3 separate regions of the Homo sapiens genome follow, and regions 1 and 3 are each linked to region 2. A link is an interaction called in ENCODE POLR2A ChIA-PET data of the cell type or tissue named here. Cell type or tissue: OCI-LY7. All regions are shown on one strand. Region 1 overlaps ARID5B (AT-rich interaction domain 5B). Region 2 overlaps ARID5B (AT-rich interaction domain 5B). Region 3 overlaps ARID5B (AT-rich interaction domain 5B).

Evidence for each region. Peaks named below come from ENCODE experiments on the same cell type or tissue, not always from the same donor. Only the 100,000 strongest peaks of a DNase experiment are listed, where the experiment ranks them.
Region 1: POLR2A ChIA-PET joins it to region 2 with 40 read pairs; 8 of 35 experiments call an interaction of 5 or more read pairs at or near these places.
Region 3: POLR2A ChIA-PET joins it to region 2 with 13 read pairs; 9 of 35 experiments call an interaction of 5 or more read pairs at or near these places.

What each region holds. Positions count from the first base shown.
Region 1 is chr10:61,991,563-61,994,062 of GRCh38, forward strand. The region is part of intron 3 of ARID5B (AT-rich interaction domain 5B); the gene reads left to right. Among named protein-coding and RNA genes, the nearest start is that of ARID5B, 91 kb to the left of the region's middle. In OCI-LY7, no CTCF peak of the experiment used is centred here; DNase peaks (open chromatin) are centred at 1,309, 1,529 and 1,871; H3K4me3 peaks cover 1,853 bases; H3K27ac peaks cover 2,167 bases.
Region 2 is chr10:62,046,686-62,049,185 of GRCh38, forward strand. The region is part of intron 4 of ARID5B (AT-rich interaction domain 5B); the gene reads left to right. Among named protein-coding and RNA genes, the nearest start is that of ARID5B, 150 kb to the left of the region's middle. RefSeq lists enhancers at 1-63, 854-913, 1,494-1,563, 2,184-2,273, 2,454-2,500 and 1 more. In OCI-LY7, no CTCF peak of the experiment used is centred here; DNase peaks (open chromatin) are centred at 6, 306, 966, 1,406 and 1 weaker place; H3K4me3 peaks cover 2,463 bases; H3K27ac peaks cover 2,500 bases.
Region 3 is chr10:61,986,984-61,989,483 of GRCh38, forward strand. All of the region lies in intron 3 of ARID5B (AT-rich interaction domain 5B), which reads left to right. Among named protein-coding and RNA genes, the nearest start is that of ARID5B, 87 kb to the left of the region's middle. RefSeq lists enhancers at 1-79, 1,180-1,429. In OCI-LY7, no CTCF peak of the experiment used is centred here; DNase peaks (open chromatin) are centred at 738 and 1,158; H3K4me3 peaks cover 1,903 bases; H3K27ac peaks cover 2,500 bases.

The sequences.
Region 1 (2,500 bases), 55 kb before region 2:
TAGTTATTAATCCCTTATCAGGTATATGCTTTGCAAATATTTTCCCCCTCTCCAAGACTGTCTTTTCACTTTATTGATAGTGTCCATTGATGCACAAAAGCTTTTAATTTTGATGAAGTCCAGTTGTCTATTGTTTGTTGTTTTCTTATGTGCTTTTGGTATTATGGTTAAAAAATCATTGTGGAGGCCAGGCACGGTGGCTCACGCCTGTAATCCCAGCACTTTGGGAGGCTGAGGTGGGCGGATCACCTGAAGTCGGGAGTTCGAGACCAGCTTAAATACCATGGAGAAACCCTGTCTCTACTAAAAATACAAAAAAATTAGCTGGGTGTGGTGGCGCATACCTGTAATCCCAGCTACTGGGGAGGCTGAGGTAGGAGAATCGCTTGAACCCAGGAGGTGGAGGTTGCGGTGAGCTGAGATCACGCTATGGCACTCCAGCCTGGGCAACAATAGCGAAACTCTGTCTCAAAAAAAAAAAAAGTGAATGGCTGACTCTAGCCAAAGTTTAACCCATGTGACGGGGAAGCAAGTTAAGGTAAGTCAGGCCCCATAGAATAACACCTCATATGTGGTAACAACTTTACCTACATGTCAATCTGGCCATGAAGTCTCACCTGTTGCATAATCCCTGTCTAGTGTGACATTTAAATTTAAATGTGGCTAAGATGAACCCTATGGCAATAAGCTGCAAAATTCTCAAGATAAAAAGTGGCTCCCGGTCGTGGCTTAGAATTCAGTGACCCTTTGGGACAACCTTGGAGGTGGAGTTGGCTTTCTTCCCACTGCGTTCATTTGTTACTCAGAGTGGTAGCAGTGTTTGGTTATAGTTTAGTTTTGTGATGTTTTTTTTCTTGAGTGATGAAGCAATAGTGAGGGCAAAAGCTGATAGTAACATTTTGATACATATTTTTGTATTTGTCTATGCCTCTATTTTAAGTGGTTTGCTTTTGAAAACAGCTGGTTCAAACCCTTGGTTTTGGGTTTGAAATATTCTTTGTTTTGTTTGCATCCATGTACTGATATATTTTTCCCACATTTACTTTTTTTTAAGTTCTCCAGTGATGTTTTCGTTGCCTATCCTGGGAAGATCTGTGTTTCCATTTAGCAAAACAAATGGCAAGCTGGGGACCATTTAAAGTAGTTTTTTTTTAGTTAATAAAGCCAAGCCAATCTCCTTGTTCTGTTATGTTAAAAGTACATTATCTTTTTATTGCCAGTTCTGTATGGCTAGTTCTGTTTTCTGTCTCAGCAATCTCAGGGCTGCCCCACTTGCTTACTGTGTCGAGAATTACAAAATCATTAAGGGTGGGGCAGCACCAGCTGACTTACAGTACAAACCATTTCTCAAAATAACCACAACAGTGCAATACTGATGTGTAATTTACGTCACAGTTTGTTTTTATGAAATAGTTTGTGGCATTTTCATTTCTATTCCGGATGGAATCTTGTTCTCTTTCCCTTTTAATCAGGCATTTAATTTATTTTTATTATTAATATTTTCCACTCCTTGTTTTGGCATGCCTCCAATTTAACAGCTTTGATGAGGAAGGGAGATACACACACACACACACACACACACACACACGCACACACAACTGATCTTCCCTGACTCCAACTCTTCAACATCAGTTTAACTGCAAATGTGTTTTCCCCTTTGATGTGTACTAACTTTGGGTACTAAGTTTACTACCTTAAGAGAGATTGAAAAATACGGCAGGACACAGTACACATTTACATAGAGCTATAACCACGAATTGATAAAGTTGATGTACAACTTTGGAATTTTAAACACTTTCAACCAATTCAAGCTATTTAGTCATATGCTCTGCTGCATTTTCCTTTTACAAATGTCTTTCTGTATAATGTCCTGTAATTAGAACAGGAAATCATTGAGTAACTGCAAGATGAATAAGAGCACTTAGACTGAAAGGAAAATTACCTTCCGAGAAATTATATTCTCTTTTTTTTTCTTCATGTTACAATGTTGGTAATGATAGTAACAGCTGTAGCTACTCTTATCTGTAGAATTTTCATGCTTAGGTTTTCTGGAATAAAAATTTCATTTTCAGTAATAATAAAAAATGCATGGACAGAAAATAGGAAATGCCTAATTGTGACAAATATTCGGTGTCACAACAGAGCAGCAATTAAATGGAAACTTCAATATAATTGTCAATAGCAGTAAGAATTGGAATAGCGCCAGGTATATAAAGTTGATGCTTTGCCGTTGGTTGGTTGCTAGGAGCACAGTGAAAAGTATAAAGCTTTGAGAAAAGAATGTCTAATGTAATAAAGTAACAGGAGGAAGCATAAATCATTGTGAGAACCTCACATATTGACATTATTTTGCTTAAATTGTTTCAAAACTAGACATCAAGCTTTATAACGTGAGCACATTCATATTTCCTTTAAAAAAAAAAGGAGAAAGAAAACTGTATGTTGTCTTTGAAGCACAAGGGACATTGTGTCTCAAACTTAGCCTTCATACATATTTGGA
Region 2 (2,500 bases):
TTTTTTTTTTAAACCACAGAGATCTTTCACTGATTAGGCAGAAGAGTCAGTGGCCCACTGGTTAAGGAGGGTAATATGTAGGGCTCTCTGACTAAGTTTTATTGGCCTTAGTGGGAGTCTTGCCACCTACTGCTGGGTCAAGACTAAAGGGGACCCCACTCGCTGTCAATTCTGTCGGACAGTGTTTCCTGTCTGGGGTGGGCTGCAGCACCCTCGTGCTATGTAGTACTTGAGTGTTTTCATTTGCGGAGAGCTCCCTGGTGACTGCCAGCCCAAGTTAGTATGAATACTTCATTTTGAGGCAATGTGTGTGTGTCTGTGTGTGTGTGTGTGTGTGTGTGTCTGTGTGTGTGTCTGTTAGAGATAAGTTGCTTAAAGCAGGGGCTCTGGATAAAGTCCAGTTGCCTGTGTTGAAATCCTTCTGCTGCCAGTAACCATTTGTATGGTCTGAGACAAGTAATTTCATCTCTGTCTCAGTTTCCTGGTCTGTAAGATGGGGATAAGGATCATGCCTTCCTCTTTGGCTTGCTGTGAGTTTTAGTGGAATTATTGTATGCAAAGCACTCAGAAGAGTGACTTGTACAGAGAAAGTGCTCAGAAATGGTTAGCTACTATTATTATTCACTTAGCTACTCTTATTATTCATGTATAATACTGAAAACATTCATGCAAAGAGCATTTACTGAACTCTGTGATAAGCCAGGCCAGTGAATCATATACACACGTAAAAGTAACAGTACGTCTATTGCTTTGCACTGTTTTTTTTCTAATAAAACTGACTGAAGCCAGATATGCTATCAGTAAGGGTACTGCTCTCTCCCTAGCAGAGCTTTTTCTTGGTAGAGATCAGTCTCACCTAAAGAACAAGAGCTGGTCTAATTCTGGAGTCTTAGGATTTAGGTTCTGTCAGTAAGTACATAGCACTGAGCTTTCAAGGAGAGGGCAGGTGTAGGTCCTTGCAGGGTGGCTGGAAGGAGGTGGGGCTGTCTCTTACATGAGTGAATTAAAGTCCGCAGACCCATCCCACTCCTGCCCACCAGCACACCATAATGCACCTGTTTTCACTCACTGACCTAGCAAATGACAGATTATGACTCTAGAGGGACAAAGATGTGGCCTGGGGACCAGAATTTTTGCTGTCCCCAAAGCCAGTCCTTCAATACCAAAACTTTACCTGGAGTCTTCTGAATCCAAAAGGTCTCTGATTCGATTGCAGAGGCACCTACCCAGTCCTTTGTGTTCCATTCCCCCCACCCCGTACTTTGAATATTTGTGCTCTTCAGGGTGTTTGTGCATTGCATGTGGGGACTAGATTATAGCCTTACTGAGATACCAAAGGCCTTTGGTTTCCTGTCTCCATTCCCAGTGCAAACTCAAGTCACCAGTTTATGTTTCCAGAGCATAAGCATAAGTAGTAAAGGTGAATGCAGTTTTACAAGTGCCCAGTGTGACAAGTATACCACGTGTGAGGTTGGCGGGACCAGTCTATGAGGACAGGAAAGAACAGTATGTGGGCATCTTTATTTCCATTAGTCACTTTTTCATTCAACAAATACATGTTATGCAATGCAGCCTTTTGGGTGTTGTGCTGGGCAGATAAAAGACACATCCCACAGGGTCTTGCCCTTAAGGATTCTCCAGTCTGGTATAATAATATGCCAAAAACCACAGCTAAAGTACAAGGAGTACAGTGATATGTTCCATAAGAGAAGGAGGGAAAAAAAGTTCAGAGGGGAGAGTAGGAGAGGAATTTGATTTTGAGTCCTGAATGACTGGTAGGATTTGCCTAACCATACCTGAAATACGCAAGTACTTGCCTTACTAAGAACAAAGGGCTTTTTCTCTTGATCAAATCCCATTTAGAGTTTACGTTTGTGTGACCAGAATATTAGGTGCTAGTCTGTTCTAAATTTGTAATTCTCAGAATCTGCTGGGGGAGTACATGTGCTTCTCTGGGTTCTGAAAACAGCTCAAAGAATGGAGAAAATAAACCCAGTTTGGGGATGACTTCTTGTCAGTTCCCGGAACCTTTGCCTTTATTTAAAAACAGCATGTTCGATGCAAGTTCTGTCGAAAAGGCCTTTGGGATTTGAAAGCTTTTCTAGAAATAAATGCCTTTTAGGTCTAAGTGCTTTTCACCAAAATGCTAGGAAGGGAAGATCATAGTAACAAGTCTTAGAACAGAGGGGATATTGTTTTGTTTGTTTTAATGAAATGCCTGCGACCTGCTACCCCAAGTTTTGTTTGTCAGCTTTCTGCTCAGCTGTTATTTTGATAAGGGACTTGAAAGTACATCCTTCCCTCGCGGTCATTAAAGTCTTAGCACTTGGGTCAGTTGTGGAAACACTTCTGTGCTACACAAAGTCTTCTAAACAAAACAAATAGTCCATGCCCTGGCTCCAGGCTGCGGACCGTGTCAAATTCATGGAACGTGGCATCGTGCTCTGACAAGGAGAGCAAGAGGTCAGGATCCACAAAACAGGCCGGATGAAATCACCAT
Region 3 (2,500 bases), 60 kb before region 2:
AGAACCATGAAGACATCTGGGCACTAGTAAGAAGCAAGAGGAAGACATAGTGCTACCTGGTGAAAGCTGCCGTCAGGGTGGAGCTGTGGCCTTGGCCAGAGCTGCCAGGCCAAAGCAGAGATGGGGCAGAGAAGAAATATGACAACTTCTCACTCTTTCCCACATGCGATCTGTTAGGTGTCTCCCATTGGCTGAACAAGCAGAAGCCAGCCAGCCCATGAGGGAGCCCAATGATACAACATTCAGGGGTCACAGAGCAAGGAAGAAAGAATGGGTAATAGATCCGGGAGTAGGATGAGAACAGAGGGACAGTGAATAACCAGAAAAAGAACCAACATTAATTAAAAATCTATCATGTGCTTCGCTTGTTTCCAGGGTGTTAGGAATTCAGACATGCTACAGACCTAGCTCCTGCCCTTCAAAGAACCCATATTCTGGAAAGGAGAGTCCAGCTTGAACAAGTAAATGCAGCCAAGTGTTACAGAGTAACTGTATCTTAGAAATTAAGCTGATATTCGTGATCCAAAATAGCAGATTTCTGGCAGCAAGACTATATTCTCTAGATCAAGGGTCAGCAGAGCCAGATAGTAAATATTTTAGATTTGTGCACCATAAGGTCTCTGAGGCAAATGCACCACTCTATAATCACACAACTGTGCCGTCGTAGTGTAAAAGCAGCCAAAGACAATATGTAAATGAATGTGCATGACTATGTTGTAATAAAACTTTATTTACAAAAACAGGTGTTGGGCTGAATTTGGCCCATAGTTTGCCAACCCTTTCAAACAGAAATAACCTTAAAGAAATATCTGAGAGATACCCAGAAACAGGGATCTGTAGCACTGGTAACTCATGGTATGAAACCACAGAACTATCACTGGAATTAATATAGTAGTCACGAGCAATTTGTTTATTGTCTTTTATGAGAAAAGAGAGGTAGGTTTGGATGTTAGAGATTGGGGAAAAGGGGATATTTGCTGTGGAAATGATTTTCAGCAGATGGTAGGTACTTTGGGAAAGGTGGCTAAACTAGAGCCATCCTCCTCCTGTCTTACATCAGCTTACTCAGTACTAACCCTGTACAAAAAGGAAGTAAAACAGAGCACATCTGTATCATCAGCTTTCAATGATGTTCTTCCATGGTGCACTGTGACAGCACATTAGAAGGTGCCGGAGTTTTTATATGACTGCTTTGCCGTGAGATTAAATAGTGGTTTCAGTTTCCAGTAGGTTTCATAAGTATCTCTTTCAGCTGTTAAATTACTTTTAGTAATGTGCACACTAGAAAAAGAAAGAAAGAAATATCCATTCTGAACAACTGGGTGTCATGACAGAAAACAGAGCAGATGGTTTTGTGGACATGGCACCAAGTGAACCTGTAGCTGGTTACAGCAGAAGGATATGTTTAACCCAGAGGAGAGGGCTCTCACCAGGTCTTAACAGTTGAAGCTTTTAAGAGATTATTATTTTACTTTGAATTGATTTTTGTTATTCACCAGAAACCAAAGGTGGCAAGCGAGAATCTCTACTAAAATAACTATACTTGCTAACTTTGGGTCTTTGTTGGGGCTTTGGGGTATCAGAACAATGAAATAACAGGCACTGTGAGGCTTTTCCTCCTGTTCTGTTCTCCTCTCCTAGCTATATTTCAGAACATCTTATCTCAAGATAGTTGGCCAAAAGGAACCTGTACACAGAACAACCTCATTTTTCCCAAGTGCCTCTTCGGACCCAGGACACAATGATTTTAAAATTTCTTTTCAGGCAGACGCTCTAAAGAGAGCTATGCTGTTCAATAAGGTAGCCACTAGCCACCTGTGACAACTAAGCCCTTGCAATGTGTCTTGTCCACTTCAAGAGATGCTATAAATGTAAAATACACACTATATTTTGAGAGCTTACTATGAAAAAATAATGTAAATATGTCACTAGTAATCTTTTTTTTTCTTTTACTTTTTTTTTTTTTTTTTGAGTCTTGCACTGTCGCCCAGGCTGGAGTGCAATGGTGCAATCTCGGCTCACCGCAACCTCTGCCTCCTGGGTTTAAGTGATTCTCCTGCCTCAGCCTCCCAAGTAGCTGGGACTACAGGCATGTGCCACCATGCCTGGCTAATTTTTTGTATTTTTAGTAGAGACGGGGTTTCGCTGTATTAGCCAGGATGGTCTCGATCTCCTGATCTCAAGATCCGCCCACCTCAGCCTCCCAAAGTGCTGGGATTACAGGCGTGAGCCACCGTGTGCGGCCAGTAATCACTTCTATTGATCACATGTTAAAATAATATTTTGGATATACTGGGTTAGATAAAATAGCTTACTAAAGTTAATTTCACCTGTTTTCTGTTTACATTTTCAATGTGTTAATTACAAGTTGGCTCACATTGTGTTTCTATTGAATAATGCTGCTCTAAAAGATTTTTGAAAAAAATAATCCATGTATTCCTTTGCCCAGTTTTAAGTGGACATCTACATTTTTAATCATGTTTTGAATAAATTTTGTGTT